Linked DNA regions of Mus musculus: regions 1 and 2 are each linked to region 3. Evidence: chromatin loops called from intact Hi-C (ENCODE). Cell type or tissue: heart. All regions are shown on one strand. Each heading gives the region's core, and the rest is flanking DNA. Links, peaks and the distances in the headings are about the cores only.

Evidence for each region. A loop is a pair of places that touch in the nucleus more often than their neighbours do. Peaks named below come from ENCODE experiments on the same cell type or tissue, not always from the same donor. Only the 100,000 strongest peaks of a DNase experiment are listed, where the experiment ranks them.
Region 1: it touches region 3 in a loop (2.1-fold over the local background); 1 of 42 quality-filtered maps calls a loop at or near these places.
Region 2: it touches region 3 in a loop (5-fold over the local background); 1 of 42 quality-filtered maps calls a loop at or near these places.

Annotation. Positions count from the first base shown.
Region 1 is chr15:100,122,971-100,129,207 of GRCm38, forward strand. All of the region lies in intron 2 of Dip2b (disco interacting protein 2 homolog B), which reads left to right. Among named protein-coding and RNA genes, the nearest start is that of Dip2b, 87 kb to the left of the region's middle. In heart, for the core only: a CTCF peak has its summit at 3,982 (motif pointing left); DNase peaks (open chromatin) are centred at 2,511 and 3,951; H3K27ac peaks cover 900 bases.
Region 2 is chr15:99,711,319-99,717,555 of GRCm38, forward strand. It overlaps Smarcd1 (SWI/SNF related, matrix associated, actin dependent regulator of chromatin, subfamily d, member 1), which reads left to right. Exons shown (of 13, transcript NM_031842.2): 12 at 841-942; 13 at 1,054-2,677. The coding sequence ends at 1,107. Gm16537 (predicted gene 16537) reads right to left here. Exons shown (of 3, transcript NR_155353.1): 3 at 4,216-4,521. Among named protein-coding and RNA genes, the nearest start is that of Gpd1, 3.2 kb to the right of the region's middle. In heart, for the core only: CTCF peaks have their summits at 2,548 and 3,740 (motif pointing right); DNase peaks (open chromatin) are centred at 3,133, 3,733, 4,303 and 4,893; H3K27ac peaks cover 2,851 bases.
Region 3 is chr15:100,224,252-100,231,800 of GRCm38, forward strand. It overlaps Atf1 (activating transcription factor 1), which reads left to right and starts at 3,608. Exons shown (of 7, transcript NM_007497.3): 1 at 3,608-3,831. In heart, for the core only: CTCF peaks have their summits at 3,697 and 4,537 (motif pointing right); DNase peaks (open chromatin) are centred at 2,920, 3,520 and 3,840; H3K4me3 peaks cover 2,985 bases; H3K27ac peaks cover 3,707 bases.

The DNA.
Region 1 (6,237 bases), core at 1,228-6,227, 100 kb before region 3:
TTCTCTCTCTCTCTCTCTCTCTCTCTCTCTCTCTCTCCTTCCTTCCTTCCTTCCTTCCTTCCTTCCTTCCTTCTTTCTTTCTCTCTCTCTCTCTTTCTTCCTTTCTTTCTTTCACATTTCACATCTCCTAACACATATCCTGTGTTATGCTCAATAGTAGGTGTGTGTGTGTGTGTGTGTGTGTGTGTGTGAATGTATGTATGTATGGTGTGTGTGTGTCCCCATGTCCATCTGTCCATGTCCAGAAAAGCAAGAAGAGGGTGTTAGGTTCCCTAGAGTCACAGGCAGTAGTGAAATGACTGAACATGGGTGTTGGGAATGGAACTCCAGTCAGAAGTGGAGTTAGCCGCCAGTGCTCTTAACTACTGAGCCATCTCTCAAGCCTTATCTCACTCAGCCTTTCTGTTAGGATTGTTCTAGATTTGCACAAAGATAATTTGTATTTATTTAAATGTCTTGGAGCTAGGGTGTCTTGGCACATGCCTGTAATTCAGCATTTGTGAGGTAGAGGCAGATGCATCAGGAGTCTGAGGTGATCACTGTCTGCATGGTGAGTGTGAGGTCCTTACCTCAGAAGACAAGAGTGAATGTCCATCAGCTTAGTGCTCACTAGCTGAGCAACCTTCCCCTCTAGCCGGGCCTCATTGCTGTTTGACAGTGAAGTGAAGCCTCCCTGGGCTACAGAGTGAGTTCAGGAACAGCCTGAGCAACTGAGGCAGCCTTGCTTCGAAATAAAGGGAGGCTTGGGCTGTGGTCTAATGGCTGAGTGCTTGCTTTGTTTATGCGGCCAGAAGTTCAGTCCCTGCCCAGCATTGTAAAGATTAATGCATTGGAAAATGCCCCTGAAGAGCTGCTGTGGCTCCTGTCCTCTGGTCCCAGACCCTTTCCTTTAGTGAGCCAGTGCTTTGATGATGCTGGTGAAGAGCTTCCCCGTCTTACTGTGTTGATGTTGTTTCAGACTGTTATGTCTGCTTTTCTTCTGTTCTTGCTTCAGCTCCGTTTCTCTGTGTCCCAGGGAAGATGGGGCTCACCCACCTTCCTTCCTTCCTTCCTTTTCTCACTAGATCACCCTGTCTGGCCTGACACCCACCACGTGAGCAGGCTGAGCTCTCTCTCTCCTCCTAGACTGCGGATGACCACAGCTCCCACCTCAGTTGATGGTGGATGTGGTGGTGTGGTGACTTCTATAGCATATCCCAGGAAGATGTTCTAGTGAGCAAAGGTTTTTGTTTTTGTGTTATCAGTCGTGGGTGGGGCCATTGTTTTGTTGGAGGGTATTTACCCCAGTGCCTTCTGCATAGGCAACTGCACACTGCAGCCCCTCAGCCATGTGCCTTTCACCGTGGGCCTGCAGCATTGGGTTCTGCCTTAAGCCTGTACACGTGTTTATATGATTGTGTTAATAGAAACAAAGGAAACACTTTGTGGTTTAGCCCCCCACTGCCCCAGACTATAGAAGAGCCTGAAATATCATTTTCTCTAACAAGCTTCCTGTAAGAATGTAAAAGAAGAGTCACAGTTTGTCTTTTTATAAAACATATGACTTTGTGTACATTGGTAGGCAGGATTTGCTTTGGGGCTTGTGATGTGCACAAGTACATGTATGTGAGTGGGTCTATATAAGGAGATCAGAGGACAGCCTTGGGTGTGACCTCCCACCTCCAGGCAGGCTCTCCCTTTGTTGTTATTTGCTTATACCAAGCTAGTTGGCCCACAAGCTTCTAAGGACCCCCCTCCTCATCCCACTCCAAACCGTAGTCTCCATCCCCTGTCTCCCTGTAGAAGGAGTCCCCTGGAATCACAGACAGAGCTTCACCTTGAGCCATCATCCATTAAGATGGAATTGTAATCATAACATTCAATCAGTTTCCTAATCTCTAAATTGATATGCCATTTTTTTAATCGCAGCCACCCACCGTCAGTGGTAGATGTGAGGATTCCAGCAAGATCTCGGTTATTTATTTTAACTAAATTGATAGGAACCTTGGTGTAAAGGGCCAAGGCCAGTTGGAGCACAGGGAGAGTAAGAGCAGCTCCGACCGACCTCTGCCTCTGCCGCTGAGGGCACAGCACTGCCGTTACATGGATTGGGTGCCAAACTTTGAAAACCACAGGATTCCAGACTTCTAAATGAGTGCTGGAGAAACTCAGAGGGTCTGGACAACCCAGCTACTGAAACCAGAAGTGATGTTTGGAGTATAATGAAGTAGGCCCGTGTGTGCCTCTGAGATGTGGGAGCTCCCTGCTGTGGGTTGTGCTGTCCATCTCATCCTGAGTTAGAGGCTCCTTTGCAGGCAAGGCTTCCGTATAATAGAGAGACTGCAGCTTCCACCCCCAGTCTGTGCTTTTGTGGGTGTGGGTAGGATGGGAGTAGCCATGACTGGATGCATATCATTGTATCTGCTCCATGTGTCTTATCAGAAGGAAGTCCAGTCCTTCCTCTCGGGGCTTCTTTTTCCCCCTGAATTGTCTAAAAGCCCACAGGCATCAAGTGGTCCTGTATTCACTTCCGAAACTGAAGGCCTTTGGGTGTGACTGCGAGCCAGTTTCACTCTGCAGCCCTTAATGCTGCCCTGCTGCTCAGCCCACTTCTTTTCCTGCCCCTCTGACGTATCCTGAAGGTGGAGTCCATTCTTCTTGCCTCACAAGACACTCTTGGAGTCGCAGAATGAAGTTCCTGAAATGTTCCCTTAGTCTCTGGCACAGCTATTTTCCTGGTGTCCTGTGGCCCAGAAAAATCTGTGGTCAGGATCTGTGTAGGGACTTGATCAGGGCTGCTGACCCCTTCCTTCCCAGGTTAGGAACTCAGCACTCATGGCCTCTTTCTCCGGACACGAGGAGACGTGAAGAGACGTGAGGAGACCTGAGGCTCTCTGTAAGTCCCAGGGCCTAAGCTCCTCAGCAAAGGCACAGAAGGACTTGGGCAGCTTCATCTGTCCTTGGTGAGGAGGAGAGCAGGGGCCTTGAATAAGGACTCAGGTGACAGTTGACACACTCTTCTGATGTCTCATCTGTGAGGGACCTCCTACTTTGTTAAAAGCATCGCCAGTCAGTGTTACTATACAGATGAGATGAGATGGATTAGGAAGCCTGTAATGCCTTCACTTGGAAGGCTGAAGCAGGAGGATCCTGAGTGTGAGGACTACATAGCAACCAAGTATATATACATATACTCTGTTCTGTATAGCCTTGATCTTGTCTCTTTACAGGTGGGAAGGGAAGGAGGGGGCCAGAGAGTGGGAAGAGCTGCAGTGTTACCTCCTTGTTGCCATTGGGCTTAGCAGGTGAGCTGAGCTGCTGTTCTTCCCGGGTCTGTTTTGTTTATGAGTGAGCTACCTGTTCCCAGCAGTCTTCCTTGTCCCTATCAAGGTTCCCACCCCTTTACTGGTTTGCTATGAACATCACATTGGAGGAAAGAGGTGTGCCCAGCTAGGTCCTCCTTCAGTGTCTCCCTTTCCTGAAACTTAATTCCTGTCATGTGGGTCACAGAGCCTTGCTCTTTTCCTTTTCAGCAATACCACAGGGATGGGGGCTAGGATGGGTAAGTGGGGGTGGGGGAAGACACATGTGTGAAGTTTACAAAGAGCATGCAGGGTTAAAACCATGAGCCCTGATGATCATTACCTCACTGCACGGCTGAGAGCATGGCAGCTCTGATCACCTTTGCAGTGAATGTTTTGTCCAGTGCTTCATCTCTGAGCTGCCTTGCTTGGCACTGCTCCTCCTCCATGTGTGAATATCTCTGAAGTTACAGGCAGCAGCGTCAGGGGTAAGAACTGAATTGGCGTCTCCTGTGTTCCTGGGTGGGAACGTTGTGCTGTTCCTTTCTGGGCTGTGCTTGGGTCACTACGTTCAATCAGCAGACACATAGAAGACTCACCCACGCTCAGAAGAGCACATTGTGTGCATGATGACTGTTGAAAAGGGATGACATGTAACAACTCTACCGCTCCATTTAAAGGAACCGCTGACCCCTAGTGGCCGCTCCGCATAGCATAGCTGCCTGAAGAGCCAAAACATCACTGTAGTGACCTCTGTTAAAGTCACACGGGGAGGGGAGACTGCATTTGTAAGGCTGCAGCCTCTAGTCCAGTCTTTATACTTAGTGCCTTTCAAGTTACATCAGTTTTATAAGTACCCCCGTGTCTATAAACTAAATAGCGGGAGGGTAAAGAATTCTGTTATAGCTAGTCACTGCAGGTTCCATCTAGTCCTTACTATAGAGAAAGTTATTTGTTCAGACTAAGGGTCTGAGTTTTTCACTTTAATTTATAGATTATCTATTATGTTGCTATATATAGTGATTCCACCGTTGCTTTTAGTTTTTTCTTGCCATGGCAGTAAAATTAAACACTTTATCCCAATCATGGGGCCTTGTATTGAGGCTCCCCAAGTAACTCCTGAGATGTGGTTGGATAGGGATGGTCCACCTCTGGCAGCATCTTGCCTGCCCGCCTGGTAGATAGTGCTCTGCCCTCCCATGCCCTCAGACTCCTCTGTCCTCCCCTTGATAAGGCCCGGGTCGTGTTGTTCCAGTTTCATCCATTAAATGGTGCACTGTCAGGCAGAGTGTAATAAATCTCCAGCATCTGTGACCTGCCCGGAGACTACTTCTTTCTTCTCACCCCAAGTCCATGTTCACTGCTAGTTCCTGTAGGAGAGACAGCTAAGTTTACAGTGTTGGAGAACTCTGCTCAGAGGGTCACCTTTTATCTAGAAACATAATTTGGTTTGATAGACCATAGCTTTTAGTTTTAAGAGAATCAATATCACTTTCATTTTCTTCCTTGGTATTCCCTTAATGTTCTATCATGAACAGCTGGTTTCATGTGCAGCAAAAGCTTTAGCTGTACACAGTAGTACACACCTGCAATCCCAGCACTCTGCAGCCAGCCTGTCTCAGTGCAGTACCTAGAAATCAAAGTCGATAAGTTTATAGTGACAGATTGTTCAGGAAGATGAGCTCCTGGCCTGCACTAAGTTCTGCTAGATTCACTGTTCTTCCTGGAAGTCTGATTTACTCTTGGTTTTTATTTTACAACTTCTTTTTATAATTACTTGTTTGTTTAGTGTGTATGTGTGTGTGTTTGCACGCACATGTATGCACACAAGAGCACCTGTACCACAGAGTATGTGGATCACAGGACAACTTGCAGAAGTCATTTCTCTCCTTCTGCCATGTGGGCCTTGGAAATTGGACTCTGGCTCTGAGGTATGGTGGCTACTGAGCCATCTTGCTGATGCTTTTGTTGTCTTTGTAGCCCAGGATGATCTCAAACTCACAGCAGTCCTCCTGCTTCAGCCTCCTGAATGCTAAAAAGATAGTTGTGGGCCAACTTTCATGGCTGCTTTTACAATGTCTTGTCAAGTTGGAGCAGATGCACTACACACGCAAACTGAGTTTATTCTGACATAAATCTATGTTTGTATGACATGTGCTGGGTATACTTACTGAAACTGTAAATAGAACGTCTGGGTTGATTTCTGACAAATTAAAGTATGTCGATTGTCACAGTTTTAGACGTAGAGGAAATGGGATGGCTTAGAAGCTTGGATTCCTATGAAGACAGAGACATGCCCATTACTCAGAAGAGAGCTGTGTGGGCTTTGTTTCTGGTGCCCATTCACTTGTGCTCTGGCCCGTACACCCGCTGACCCCATTTTCATTAGAAGGCTTTCTCTGTGTATGTTTCCTTTTCCTGTGATGACCTGTAGCTGATTTTGATTCCGAGTGGAGATATGTGCTCTTTCCAGGTCTTTCCCAGATTTATGCCTGCCACCTTTTTTTGTTTTTGTTTTTGTTTTTGTTTTCGAGACAGGGTTTCTCTGTGTAGCCCTGGGTGTCCTGGAACTCTGTAGACCAGGCTGGCCTTGAACATAGAAATCTGCCTGCCTCTGCCTCCCGAGTGCTGGGATTAAAGGCGTGTGCCACCACTGCCCGGCTTGCCTGTCACTTCTTCGTGGCAATGTTTTATCTTCACTTACATTATTTTTCTCCTTTTAAATTAGTTACATCAAAAAAACATAAAGCAGAAACATATTTGAGAAAGATATTTAAAAATACTTAGATTTGAATGTCTCCTCTTTTAAGTAAGAATTTGCAGTCCTTTTTAACATTTAAAACATTAAGTACACAGTTTGGAAAGATCATGTTCCTTTGAGTGATTTGTTATGCTGTTTGATCAGTACAAGAAACAGCAATAGATGATACATCTGTAGTTTTATATAGCCTCTCCA
Region 2 (6,237 bases), core at 1,228-6,227, 510 kb before region 3:
TTTTTTGTTTGTTTTAGTACATCTCAGGGTCCGTGCTAGAGTTGATAAAGGGAGTAGATGCAGGACATGAGGACATAGTCAGTGCTTCCCAGTGTTGTCTCTGGACTCCCAGCTGTTGGGACTAGAACTGAGGATCTGGGCTCTGCTCTCCCGCAGATGTATTCCATCAGGAAAACATAGCTAGTGTGAGTAAAACGTTGGAGATGCTTCCCAGGAGAAGACCATCATAAGCCTAGACGGGAACATGCACCTGGGTGTCACAGCTCAGGTGCTTGGTGTGCTGTGACTGCTGTGGCCAGCACAGCAGAAAGGGCACCTGGCAGTGACTTAATGGGTGCTTGGGTCACGTGACTTGGGATGTCATTTATTTGTTTATTTTGGCCTGCTGGGTCTTTTGAAGAAACCTGACCCAAACTGGGTAGCTTGAGCAATGGGGATTGTCTCCCAGTGGTGGAGACTGGAAATCCAGAGTGAAAGTGACAGGGTTGGTCTCTGCTATGCTCTCTGCTAGCTTCTGGTGACCCTGTGTGTCCCTCAGGTCAGGCTTGCTGTCTTTGTGTGTCTTCACATTGTGTCTGTGTATCTCTCTTTGTCTACATTTCCCTCCTTCGTAAGGACACCAGTTATACTGGATTAGGGCCAATCCCAATGAGCTCACCTTAACTTGACTATCTGCAGAGACCCTATTTCCATATCAGGTCACATTCACAGGTGCTGGGGAATTAGACCTTGAGCATCTTTGGCGGGGAGCTGGGGGCAGGCAAGGGGTACAGTCCAACTGAGAGCAGCTGTGAGAGCGGGAACCATGTTGTCCTGTCCTCCCGCTCCCCCCACCCCCAGACGATGACTGATGTGGTGGGTAACCCGGAAGAGGAGCGTCGTGCTGAGTTCTACTTCCAGCCCTGGGCTCAGGAGGCTGTGTGCCGATACTTCTACTCCAAGGTTGGTGCTGTGTCTGGGGCGCCCAAGGGAGGTGACACAAGGCAGGACGAGTGGTGTCAGCTGGTTGCCAGCCTTTGGTATCTCCAGCTTGCATCCCTATTTTCTCTGCAGGTGCAGCAGAGGCGGCAAGAGTTAGAGCAAGCCCTGGGAATCCGAAACACATAGGGCCTCTGTGGCCCTAGCCTGGCTGCACCGATTCCTTGGGCCCTGTGCTGCCTGCCTCAGTGTACCTGTCTTGGTCTTGCTTGAGGCATTCCAGGGGACTTGGCTTCAGGACAGTGTCACAATGAAGAGGGTGTCACATTTCTGTCTCACAGTCACCTGTTATCCCGTCCTGTACCCCAGTCGTCCCCCGTCCCGTCGTGTCCCCCCCTCACCCCACCCCGCCTCAGCTCCTCCCCATCAGGCTCCTGTGTGCCTCTACCTCCCTATCCTACATAGGACCTCTAGATAGTGTTAGAGAACCACAGAGTGGGGGCCTCCTGAGGTCAGGTGGTCTTGAGGGAGACCAGCTACACTGATCCTGCCCTTGTCAGGAGACCTAGGCCTTGGGAGCTATCCCTGTCTGAGCCTCAGGCCTAGGGCAGTCTGTAAGCTAGCTGACCTTGGCCCTCCCGGTAGCTTGACTTCTTCCCTCCCCTCCGCAGGTTGGGGCAGAGGCTCCTTTACCTCTGGCAGTAAAGGAGCCTGGGCTTCACTGAGCCCCGGGTTGGTCCCCTGCCCTCTGGACTTAACCTGCTGTCTCAGTGTCCTCTGACCCCTTAGGGGTCCATGTCAGTATTGGAGTGTGTGTTGAATTGTTGCTCCCTCCCACACACTCCCGTAGCCGCCCAGTTTAGGATTTCCCTACACCTGCCCTAACCCACGCTTTTGGGTTGGGGATCTTGCCTTTCCTTGTCATTCCCAGCAGAGACTGTTCCTTCCTGCTGTTAGAGGAGTGGCTTGTTTATTCACTCCACCCTGCCCCCTCCTGTAAATGGAGAAACAGGCCTGAAATCAAACGGGTAAAGCCCTAGGCCATCCCTGTCTTCCTGTCCCATGTCTGCCCAGTTGAATCCCACTGGTGGCTTCCCGGGCACTGAGGAGTAAAAGCGCCTAGGGCTGGAGAATAGGTCTGAAATGGGTTTGTGACTCCCCACCCCCTGCCCTGCCCTCAAAGCTTCAGACCCCTCAGGGAGCAGCAGGATGTGGGATCGAGGCCCCTTGGGACAGATGCTTTGAATCTTCCAGGGAAGCCTCCGATTCTTCCAGGTTTGTCACCCGGAGTTAGCATGTCCCAGGCTCGCAGACAACACTGCAGGGTGGGAGACAGCTGGGCACAGGGGGATTCTGTTGAGCATGGGCTCTGAACCCACAGAACTGACAAAGCCCCTGCTTCCCCACCCCCACCTCAGGCTCCTGCGAGCAGTGCTCCTGCACCCTTCCCAGCCTGTTCTGTACTGGGGACAGCAGTCTTCTCCCTGTCCTCCCATGTCCTATATCCACCCCTCCCCTTGGAAGGTCCTCCCCACAGTGACACTGGACAGCCCTGGGGCAGCTGAGCCCCAGCCTGGCTTCTGGCTGGAAGCGCGATGAGGAGACTTAGCACTCCACAGTGTCCCTGGTGGTAACTGTTCTTATTAACTGATTGTGTTTTGTTTTGTTTTGTTTTGTTTTCATGGACCAAAATTTTTTTTGTACTGTCTCCTTAACTGATGTCACCCAGTTTTAATAAAAGACTTCTAAAGAGCAGGTCCCTGCTGTCTGGAGGGGTCACTGTGGGTGCCTGCTGTCTGGAGAGGCCACTGTGGGTCCCTGCTGTGTGGAAGGGTCACTGTGAGTCCCTGCTGTATGGAGGGGTCACTGTGGGTGCCTGTTGTCTAGAGAGGTCACTGTGGGTCCCTGCAGTCTGGAGGGGTCGCTGTGGGTCCCCACTGTCCGGGGAGTCACTACTGTAGTGCCATCAGGGTTAGGCTGCCCAGGGCTCTCTTACTTGAGAGATGTTTCTTGAACACTGGTGATCTCCAGTTGTACTGGGCTCTGGGGGTCTGGGGAAATGAGTCTTTTCCCCGGGGACTCTAGGTCGTATCAGAGGCTTGTGACCTCAGCAATGCCCTTGGGATAGTCCCTCCCACCTCCATCATGAACAGACAAGGCAGTGGCACTGCTGGTGTCTCCCTCGTCCTTGAAATCTCCAGGTCACTTGCTGGCTGGAACAAGCTGTCCTTTGGCATCTGTGGGCCCCTTGAGCTTGATGAAACTGGGCTCTGTTCTCCCTAGGGTGCATGCCCATCCAGCTGTTGCCAAGGCCCCGGTGACAGCAGGTTTCTCTGTTTCCCATACAAACCCATCAACCTCATGCTTTTCAGGTTCCACGGACAGCCCCAAGATAGCAGGGTTCTCTTTGTGTTGTATTCCTGTGTATGTAACCAAGGCTGACCGTAAACTTACTATGCAACTGCCTCCTTCTCCCCAAGTGGAGATTACAGATGTGTGCCATTACAGCGCCCAGTGTAAGAAGTCTGTTCTTTTTTTGTTTTTTTTTTTCAAGACAGGGTTTCTCTGTGTAGCCCTGGCTGTCCTGGAACTCACTTTGTAGACCAGGCTGGCCTCGAACTCAGAAATCCGCCTGCCTCTGCCTCCCGAGTGCTGGGATTAAAGGCGTGCGCCACCATGCCCAGCTAAGAAGTCTGTTCTTAAACCCAGTGTGGATGGCCGCTTTAGTCCTGTGTTGAGTAGATAGGGCTGCCTAGCTGGCTGCTCAGACATCAGAGATGCTCCTTGGGAAAAGCAGGCAATGCCTGCAGTTCTACCTGCTTCCACCAGGGGGCTCACAACCTCCTACTGCACTCCTGCCCAAGAAAGTGTGGAACATTGGATGAGCCACTGCCACATCCTGTAGTCAGCTGAAAAATCTTACTCATCAGTACATTGATACATGCCTTTAATCTCCACGCTAGGGAGGCAGAGGCGGGAGGGTCTCTGAGTTCCAGGCCAGCCAGGATTACAAAGGCACTATTTCACAAAAAAGTGAATAAAATTTTACCCACTGAGCAGCTGGGGGTCTGCTGAGTAGTGTTGTCTGTCTGCTGCCAATCTAGAACATCCTGGCTTCTCTGAGTTGAGAGGGTTAAAAAAAAGGTGTAATCACTGGGTCTAGAGAGAGCGGGTGACTGAGCTGGCATCTGTTTTTACCCAGGCTAATTGCACGTGTAATGAGTGGCCGATGAATCATCAATTCCAAGCAGATACGGCACAGCCTGCTCTTGGAGAGGCTTTGGTGGCACAGACAACTTCCTGTTAACGAGCATTCTCTTTATTCCTTCGTGAATGGCCACGTGCTTTGTCTCTCCACACAGCCTAATAGGATGTAGGGGCAAAGAGAGGCGGGAGTATTTAAGCAAAAACAAGGATCCGTTTCAGGCATAAATGCCCATTCTTTAGGGTTCCTATCATATGTGCCAGGGACAGGAACATCCTTTCTCTTCCACCCCTCGTAATCAGCGCTCCCAGCTGGCGGCCTGGCACCGGAGCCTTCATCTCTGTGCCAGTGTGATAAAGGAGAGGTCTGTGGGAGGCTAGCTCTGCATCAGGCAGAATCTGATAGAAGAAAAACAACTAGCTATTGATTGATTTCAGTGATTCTCCCCATCATTAGAGACTGCCTGGCCGCGAGACCATGATAGGCTGCCTCTGTGTAATCCCCGAGCTGAGAAAAAGACATGCTTCCAATCCTGACCTCCTACCCACTTCTCCTCGCCGCTGGTGGCATTGGTGACACTCCCCTCTAACCTAGTGCTGATTACTGTCCCTGGCCAGGGGCAGCCTGGGGGGGTGGGTGGCAACACTCCATTAGTGGTGTGCCAAGCCAGGAGGTCTGCACATGAGCATACAGTGGCGCCTGCCCTGTGGGTCAAGGTGCAGCACTGGAGGGCGAGAAGCCTGCGCTGCGCTTTCCAGAGTGACTTGGAAACCCGAGTTCCTCCTCTTAGTCAAACAGATGTCTGTGGGTGCCATGGAGCCCAAACTGCTGGATATGGGCCTGCCTTTCTCCCCCTCCCCCAAAGCTACACACCCACACCGGCATCAGAGACCACAGAGCTGCGGAGACATGGCTACCCTTGAGTTTTAGAGGCTGCTGCTGTAACTGGCTTCTCTGGCCCTGTCTAGAGACTGTAACCAGCTGTTTAATTTAAGGGTCCCTGTGGGATAAGCAGAGCCTGAGAGAAGAAATTGAAGGGAGATCAGGCTTATCCAGGAGCATGTGCTGGCCACCACCTTCTGCCCTTCCTGAAGCCTGGAAGGAGTGTGGGTGGGCCACGTGTCACCAGTGGCCTTTGACCTTCCTTCCCTTTAGAGACCTTCAAACGGAGATTATCTGAGGTGAAGGGGCAACCTGTGGGTCCCTGACCTGCAAGTAACCAAGATGACCTTGTTATTTTTAGTTTTCCAAGACAGGGTTTCTTTATGTAACCCCCCCCCCCCCACTATCTGGGAACTCACTCTGTAGACCAGGCTGGCCTCAAACACACAGAGATTCACCTACCTCTGCCTCCTGAACGCCAGGATTAAAGGTGTGCACCACTATGTCCATTTTCTCCCGAGATATTTTAATCCTTGGTCGGGGTGGGGGTATACACCAAAGCAGCCCCTTACTGTGTATGTGGTATTGTAGTATTATTCCCTAGAAGGTGCTCACATCCCTTGATCCTCTCACCCAGAGCCCGTGGTGGAGCTACCATCATGGGACATCATGGGAGTGGAACAGCTGAGGATCTGGGGGAGGCACATGCTAGCTAGCGAGAGCGATGAGGCGTTTGCCTTTGAAAACATCGCTGTTGCTGACGCTAGTGCTTTTTTCTCTCTCTCTCTGAAACAGACTAGCCTCGAACTCATCGAGACCCTCTTGCCTCTGCTTCCCAAGCGCTGGGGTTAAAGACATGCACCACCATGCCGAGCCCTGTCAGTTGCAGTTTATTTCAGTGCTGGAGACTGAAGGCATAGCTGGGGGGGGGGGGTGTGATAGCTGGGGGGGGGTGTGATAGCTGGGGGGGGGGGGGTGTTACTGTTTCTTGACCAGACTCAATACCAATACGTAGGTGGAGAACTAAGCCGAGGCCAAACGAGGGAAGAAGCTGGCCAGCACTGTCAGCTGGGAACTCGAGAGGAAAAGCTGGCCTGGCCTCAGCCTCAGTCCTGTTCTCCACCTGTCTGTCCCCTTTACTACCCTTTCTGCAGGCCAGACTCCTAGTCCCTGGGTGCCAGCCTCTGGGCCACCTCAGGGGCGGAGCTTGGCTGCACCCACGTGTGGTGGAG
Region 3 (7,549 bases), core at 1,444-6,443:
GCCAGGTGGCCTGCAAATTTATCAAAGGTGAGCCAGGTGATGCAGGGAAAGAATGAGAGCCCCAGGGAATATCTAGAAAGACTTTATGAAGCCTATAAGACCTATACTCCTTTTGACCTTTGACCAGAAGCCAGAACGCACCAGTCATCTGTGAACATGGCTTTTGTTAACCGAACTGCCCCTCACATCCATTGGATGCTCCAGCGCCTGGGTGGCTTTTCAGGTAAGCAACTGAGTGAGGTAGCAGCCACAGAGCTGAGAGCTTTTCACAACCGGGAGACCCCGGAGAATGACAGACCAGAGGACTGGAGGAAGTACTACGTGCTGCCACAAGCCACAGCTGTCCGACAAGAGTGAGCTGAAAAATCAGCTCCTGGGAGGGGCAGAGCTGCTCCCACTGAAGAAAGAACCACTCTCCATCAGAGAGGGACCAGTGTGCCTATTGAGGGGAAAGGCTGCTGGGAGCATGAGTGCCAAGATGAGTATCCTAAGAAAACATCAAAGAGATGGTCCAAAGGTTCTGGAATTAGAAGATGACTGAGGGTGTCGGGGCTTAACACCCTCCATGAACCCTGGGCAACCCTAAAGGTGGAGGGGAAGCCTGCAGACTGTCTGGTGAACATGGGTGCAAGGATGCAAGGGGCAACAAGCACCAAGCCCTACCACTGACTACCTGAAGAAAGGTGGACTTGGGAGTGCAATGGGTAACTCACGTGTTTATGGTCATTCCTGGTTGCCCATATCCCCTGCTGGGAAGAGACCTCCTCACCAAGATGGAAACCCACTATTTTGGTCTAGAGGGAGTGGAAGTGCTGGATAAGAATGGCCCCATCCATGCTCTGACCTTGGCCCAAGAATAGGAACACAAACTGTTCCCTCAGCCAGCCTATCTCCAAGCCCGTTACTTCAGAGGTTCCTAGCCGAAGTCCCCAAAGTCTGGGCCGAAACAATTCAATGGGACTCACCTGACATTGAGCTCTGGTTCTAGTTCAATTAAAAGTTGGGACTAGGGGCTGGAGAGATAGCTCAGTCATTAAGAGCACTGGCTGCTCTTCCAGAGGTCGTTGAGTTCAATTCCCAGCAATCACATGGTGGCTCACAACCATCTGTAATGGGATCTGATGCCCTCTTCTGGTGTGTCTGAAGACAGCTACAGTGTACTCATATAAGTAAAATAAGTCTTTAAAAAATAAAAATTATCAGGCAACATCCAATACCCAGAGATGCCAGGCCCCTCGCTTTAATCAGCTCTGGGAGGTAGGGATTCTGAGTCCTTGCCAATCAGCATGGCACACTCCCCTCCTTTCGGTCAAGAAGTCCTATTCCAATGACTGCCAGCGTGTGCAGGATGTAAGGGAGGTAAATAAACAGTGGAAGATACCCATCCTACAGTTCCAGACTCATCCGTCCTGCTGAGCTGATGTCCAGACCCTCTAGCCTTTACCCCCAAGTGCTGGACCTTCAGGTGAGTGCCACCACACACAATCCAGGGATCCTCTCAGATAGTTCTTCATCCTTCTCTTTATTTTTAAATGATCAGCAGGGGCTGGGAGATGTCTCCAGGTTAAAGGATGAGAACGCTTCTCTTGCAGAGGTCTCATGTTAGGTTTCCGGCATGTATCAGACAGCTCACAGCTGAATGAAATGAGGACATGACCGTTCTGAGGCATATGGTTGAGGAGAAGGCTTTGAGTGTAGATGTGGGAGAGAGTACAGCCAGAGGCATGGGAAGAGGCCAGGGCAGGGAGACAAATAACAGACTGACCAGAGCTTTGACAGGGGGCAGAGCAAGAAAAAGGAAGAGAAAGTTGGAAGAGGCAAAGAGCCAAGAGAGATGGCCAAACTGGCAGGATTTTTGGAACTCAGAAGCTGGGGGAAGAGAACTGAAGGCCCTCAGCCTGGGTTTAGGGTAGGGGGTTGGTGTGTGCTAGAGAAGAGCAGATTGTGAGCCTGGCTACCAGCCTGTGCTTTGGCATGCTAACAGACACCACAGTTAGCCATTTGTCCTGGGTTTCTTTGGGACCTGACAGCAACCATTTGTAATTCTAACTCCAGAGGATCCAACGCTCATTTCTGGATTCTGAAGAAACCTGTGCGCATACCATTCCCCATCTGAGACACACAGACACACAAAATTTACAATAATATATTTAAAAAGCAAACACTTGAAAGAAAGGATGAATGTATAGAAGTGTTTGGAGGGGGGAAAGAGCTGGAGAGATGGCTCAGTGGTTAAGAGCACTGACTGCTCTTCCAGAGGTCCTGAGTTCAATTCCCAGCAACCACATGATGGCTCTGTAATGGGATATGATGCTCTCTTCTGGTGTGTCTGAAGACAGCTACATAAAAAATAAATATAGGCCGGGCGTGGTGGCACACGCCTTTAATGCCAGCACTTGGGAGGCAGAGGCAGGCGGATTTCTGAGTTGAAGGCCAGCCTGGTCTACAAAGTGAGTTCCAGGACAGCCAGGGCTATACAGAGAAACCCTGTCTTGAAAAACCAAATATATATTTATATGTGTGTACACACACACACACACACACACACACACACATATATATATCTTTAAAAGAAAAAATAAAGGTTTGGAGGGAGGAAAAGAGAGAAATGATAATATAATCTCAAAAAAAGGACCCCTTTTAAAAACACTATGGGTGATGGAATGACTGCTGCTGGCCTGTTGTTCAGGCCAGGCTGGTATCTGCAAGCTTTCCCCCGACCTTACTTTGTAGGTCACTTTCCATAATGTTGAGACTCTGACTTAGTGTTGTACTTTCCATAGTTTTTTAAGACAGGCTTTCTTTGTATAGCCTTGCCGGGCCTGGAACTTTCTATGAAGATAAGAGATAGCACTGTGCCTGCCAACCCAAAGTGCTGGGGTCAGAGGCACAGCTGACCACGCCTGGCAATTTCCATAAATTTGATAGCGACTCCAGAGAGGTTGGGTAACTAGCCTAATCAGTCAAAACCCGAGTACTTCTATTTAAAGGTAGTCATCGGCCTTAGCTTTATTGGGCAATATTTGCTGAATCACGGTGCCTGGAGTCTAATAAGCCCTTCTAAACGCTTCAGTTTTACATCACATCGTATGTTCTGAAGGCTCAAAACCAAAGTCTTCACTCACCCAGTTATTAGGAGGGAAGGTGTCAAATACAACTTCTCAAAACATTTGATAATGCACTTTGTAGAGGGCATGCTAAAAACAAGCAAGCGAGCGAGCAAACCGCTATGATGCCCTAGCAGAACCTTGCCAAGGCTGAGATAAAGGCATCTGTATGAAGGTCAACTCCCCACAAGGACATGCTAAGTCCTTTCCGAAGCACTAAGATGGCAGCGCAAGGTTTTACAGTTACTTAAACAGAGCAGGTAGCCGAGGGTCAGCTGTCCCGCCCGCGAGAGAGGGAGGTCAGGACCCCGCGCCATTGCCCCAAGATCCCCGGAGCTCCCCCAGCGTCCCCGTGGCGGCCCGCGCGCTCCCGAGCTCGCCAAGATGGCGGCGCTCACGTGACCACGCGGTGACGCAGCACGCCGGCGCGCAGGCCACGCCCCTCCCCACGCTCCCGCGCACTCCTCGGCCGCCCCCCCCCCCCCCCCCAGCCCCGGCCCCCGGCCTGTGCGGATCATGCCGCCTGCGACGCCCCTCGCGGCCGGGAAACGGTAGCCGCGACGGTTGGCTCTCGAGTTACGCTCTCCTCCCGCACCCCGCCGACCCCTGGGACGCGCGCCACCTCGCTGCGGTGCGCGGCTGGCAAGTGAGGAGTAAAGTCGGCGCCGCCTGGGACGGGGGAGTGGAGCTTCCTGCCCCGGGCAGCGGCCAGGCGGCCCCGCGGGTGAGTGGGGCGCGGCGGAGCGCGAGGCGGCCCGGGCGGGAAGGCGGCGCCGGCGGGGACGCAATGGCGGCCACGCGCCGGCCGGGGGTCGCGCGCGGCTCGGCGGGCGGTGGGGGAGGGGCGCGGTGGGGGTGGGGCCGGCCGCGCGCTTCCGGTCGCGCGCGTCCCGAGCGCCCGGGCGTTAGGCTCCCCTCGCCTCCGCGGGGCGCGTTGGGAGAGGCGCCCCGGGCCTCCCGCGCTCCTTGGCTCGGCCCGCGCCGCATGGAGGCGGGAAGAAAAGCCGAGCGGCGGCCTCCGGCAGGCTGCAGACGCCGCGGCCTTGGGCTCCCGCCTCCATGACTGGGAAAACCGAGGCAACCCGCCCTGTGGCGGGGCACGGCGTTCCTCTCCTTCCGGGAGTCTCGCCGCTGGCCGCCTAAGTTATGATAGAAACTTAAAAGAGTCTCGGTAGCCGCCTTTTCTTTTTGAGACGGGATTTGTTGCGAAGAGTTCATGGTGCAGGACTTCCAGACGCGGTCGCCGGGTCCGGTTTATTATAGCGTTTTTAGTTTTGCCTGAGACAGGGCTTACCAAACTGGCCTTAAATAAATTTATATATACATACACACACACATACATACATACATACATACATACATAGTCCAGGTTGGCTTCGAACACGGCTTATGTTAGGATTTTTTGTTTGTTTTTTTGTTTTTCTTATATGAGTACACTGTAGCTGTCTTCAGACACTCCAGAAGAGGGAGTCAGATCTCATTACAGATGGTTGTGAGCCACCATGTGGTTGCTGGGAATTGAACTCAGACCTCTGGAAGAGCAGTCAGTGCTCTTAACTGTTGAGCCATTTCTCCAGACCTTCAACATCTTTTTCAAGGAAGGAAGCTAAGACGCCTTTTCCTCACTCACCAGCTGAGAAGTCTCTGTACTTGATATTTATTGATATTTACTGTTCACTCGTGACAGTCTGCTGGTCACTGAGCACACTTTACTGCAGACAGGCACTGCCTTTAGAGAGCTTAAAGCTGGGAGAAACAGGCAGGCTAGTAAACATAGCTGTTAAGTAATTCAGAGATAACGAGCCAGGCAAGACAAATGTATTAAAATAGGACCTGATCCAGGCGTAGTGGCACAAGCCTTTAACCCCAGCTCAGGCGGCAGAGGCTCTAAAGACCAAACCAACCTCCTACCCCTCACCCAGGAAGGAAAGAAAACCACAGGACTTGGTACAGTAAGGAATGGCAGTAAGAGGTATTGCTGGGCCAGGAATGGTGGTGGACACAGCCTAGCTTCTGGGTTTTTGCATCCTAATGTGAGATCTGAAGTAAATACAGTTTCTTTAGGTCTCATCACCACAAAAACAAATCTCTTCTCTTGATATTTCACGTAGAAAGTCGCTTTCTTTGTAGGATTTATTAAAAGCACCTTGCCTTGGGCTAGGGATGTAGCCTGCTCTGTAGAGGACCTGGGTGTGTTGGCAGGTTCTGCTTAATTGAGGCAAGCGGGGATGTCTGGAGAGTCAAGTTCAAGAAAGGTCACCCTCTGCTATGTATCAGGTTTTGAGGCCAATCTGGGCTATAGAAGACCCTGTCCTAGGAGGGCAGTGCCTTGCCTTGTGTGTGACAGCCATCCATAGCCTGCGGACTTCTCCGTTTCCAGCATCTTGTTGGTGATGCATTTGGACTGCATTTCATTGCCTTCCTGATTCTGCCCAACTGTGCATCATATTATGATAGCTGCTACTTGGAACTTAATTGTTTTTATAGAAAATGTACTCAGATAGTGTATTTTGTTTAAAAAGGTGTCATTTTGAAAAGCAGACTTTAGGGCTGGCAAGATGCTCAGTGGGTAAGAGTACTGACTGCTCTTCCAAAGGTCCTGAGTTCAGGTTCTGGTGGCCATATGGTGGCTCACAACCATTCTTGATGACATCTGATGCCCTCATCTGGTGTGTCTGAAGACAGCTACAGTGTACTTAATTTGTAATAATAATTAAAATCTTTAAAAAAAAGAAAAGCAGACTTCAGTCAAGCATGGTAGGACATACCTATGGCCTTTTTCTTAGCACTCAGGAGGCAGAGGCAGCCTGGGCTTTAAAATCCTGTCTAAAAAACAAAACAAAAACCTCAGCCAGATTTAAAATTTTAGGAATGGGGAGACTGGCTGCTCTTCAGAAGAAGACCTGGGTTCAAGTCGCAGCATTCTCATGGCAGCTCACAACTGCCTGTAACTAGCTCCTGGGTAATCCTGTACCCCTACACCCTACACACATGCAGGCAAAACACCCATGCTTATAAAATAAGTTTGTTTGTTTTTAAGTGTATTTGCAGTTGATAATTCAGTAAAACAGAACAGGTACAGTTTGTTGCTTATAGTGAGAAAAAGGTGTTTGTTTGTTTGTTTGTTTGATTGAATTGGGGGGGGGTGGTGTTTGTTTCTGTTTTTTCAAAACGGTTTCTCTGTGTAGCCCTGGCTGGCCTGGAACTCAGAAATCCGACTGCCTCTGCCTCCTGAGTGCTGGGATTAAAGGTGTGTTCCACCACGCCCGGCTAAAAAAGTATTTTATGTGTATGGATGTTTTGCCTTCAAATGTGCCTGTGTGCTATGTGTTCCTCTGGAAGCCAGTAGATCCCCTGGAGTTGTATATGGTTTTGAGCCACTTTATAGGTGCTGGGAAGTCAAACCCAAGTCCTCTCAAAGAGCAGCCAGTGTTCTCAACCCACTAAGCCATCTCTCTAGCTTATGATTAAGAATTCTTAACTTGTCCAGCAGGGGTGGCACATGCCTTTAATCCCAGCACTACGGAGGCAAGAGGCAGGTGGATCCTTTGAGTTCAAACCCAGCCTGGTCTACAGAGTGAATTCCAGGAACAGCCAGGGCTATGCAGAGAAACCCTGTTTCCAAAAACAAAAAAAATCTCAACTTTTTGCTTCCTGACATGTTTTCAGTGTTGGAGAAAAAGGGCTAATGTCATTAGTCAGTGGGGAGAAAGCCAAAGCCACCTTGTTCTTATTAGAAAGCTTACTATGAAAACAGAAAAAAACAGCAAGTGCTGGTAAGGATGGGAGGAACTGCGGCTAGAATTTTTTTTTTTTTTTTTTTTTTTTGGTTTTTTGAGACAGGGTTTTTCTGTAGTATAGCCCTGGCTGTCCTGGAACTCACTTTGTAGACCAGGCTGGCCTCGAACTCAGAAATCCTCTTGCCTCTGCCTCCCGAGTTGCAGCTAGAATTCTTATGTTCTGCTAGGACAGTAAACCCGGCTGGATGCCATTAAAATTAGTACTTCAGATGGACAACAGAATAACTGATGATTTAGCAGCTCTCTAGGCTACACATACAAAGAAAATGGAAAGCAAGCTCTTTTTTTCTTTGTTCTTTCAAGACAGGGTCTTGAGTGTAGCCAGCCCTAGCTATCCTGGGACTTCTGTAAACCAGGCTACCTATAAACTTGTAAGACAGCAGTTCTCAACCTTCACAGGGGTCCAGAATTAGATAGCCTGCATGGTCAGATATTTACAATTTATAACAGCAAAATTATTATGAAGTAACAAAAAAAATAGTTTTATGGTTGGGGTCACATGAGGTATGTGTTAAAGGGCTGCAGCATTAGGAAGGTTGAGAACCACACTCACCTAGAGATGAACCTTTGCCACTAGGCCTGGCAAAAGCAGGTCTTTACGAGATAATCGTTATCCATGTTTATGGCTCAACTATTCACAGC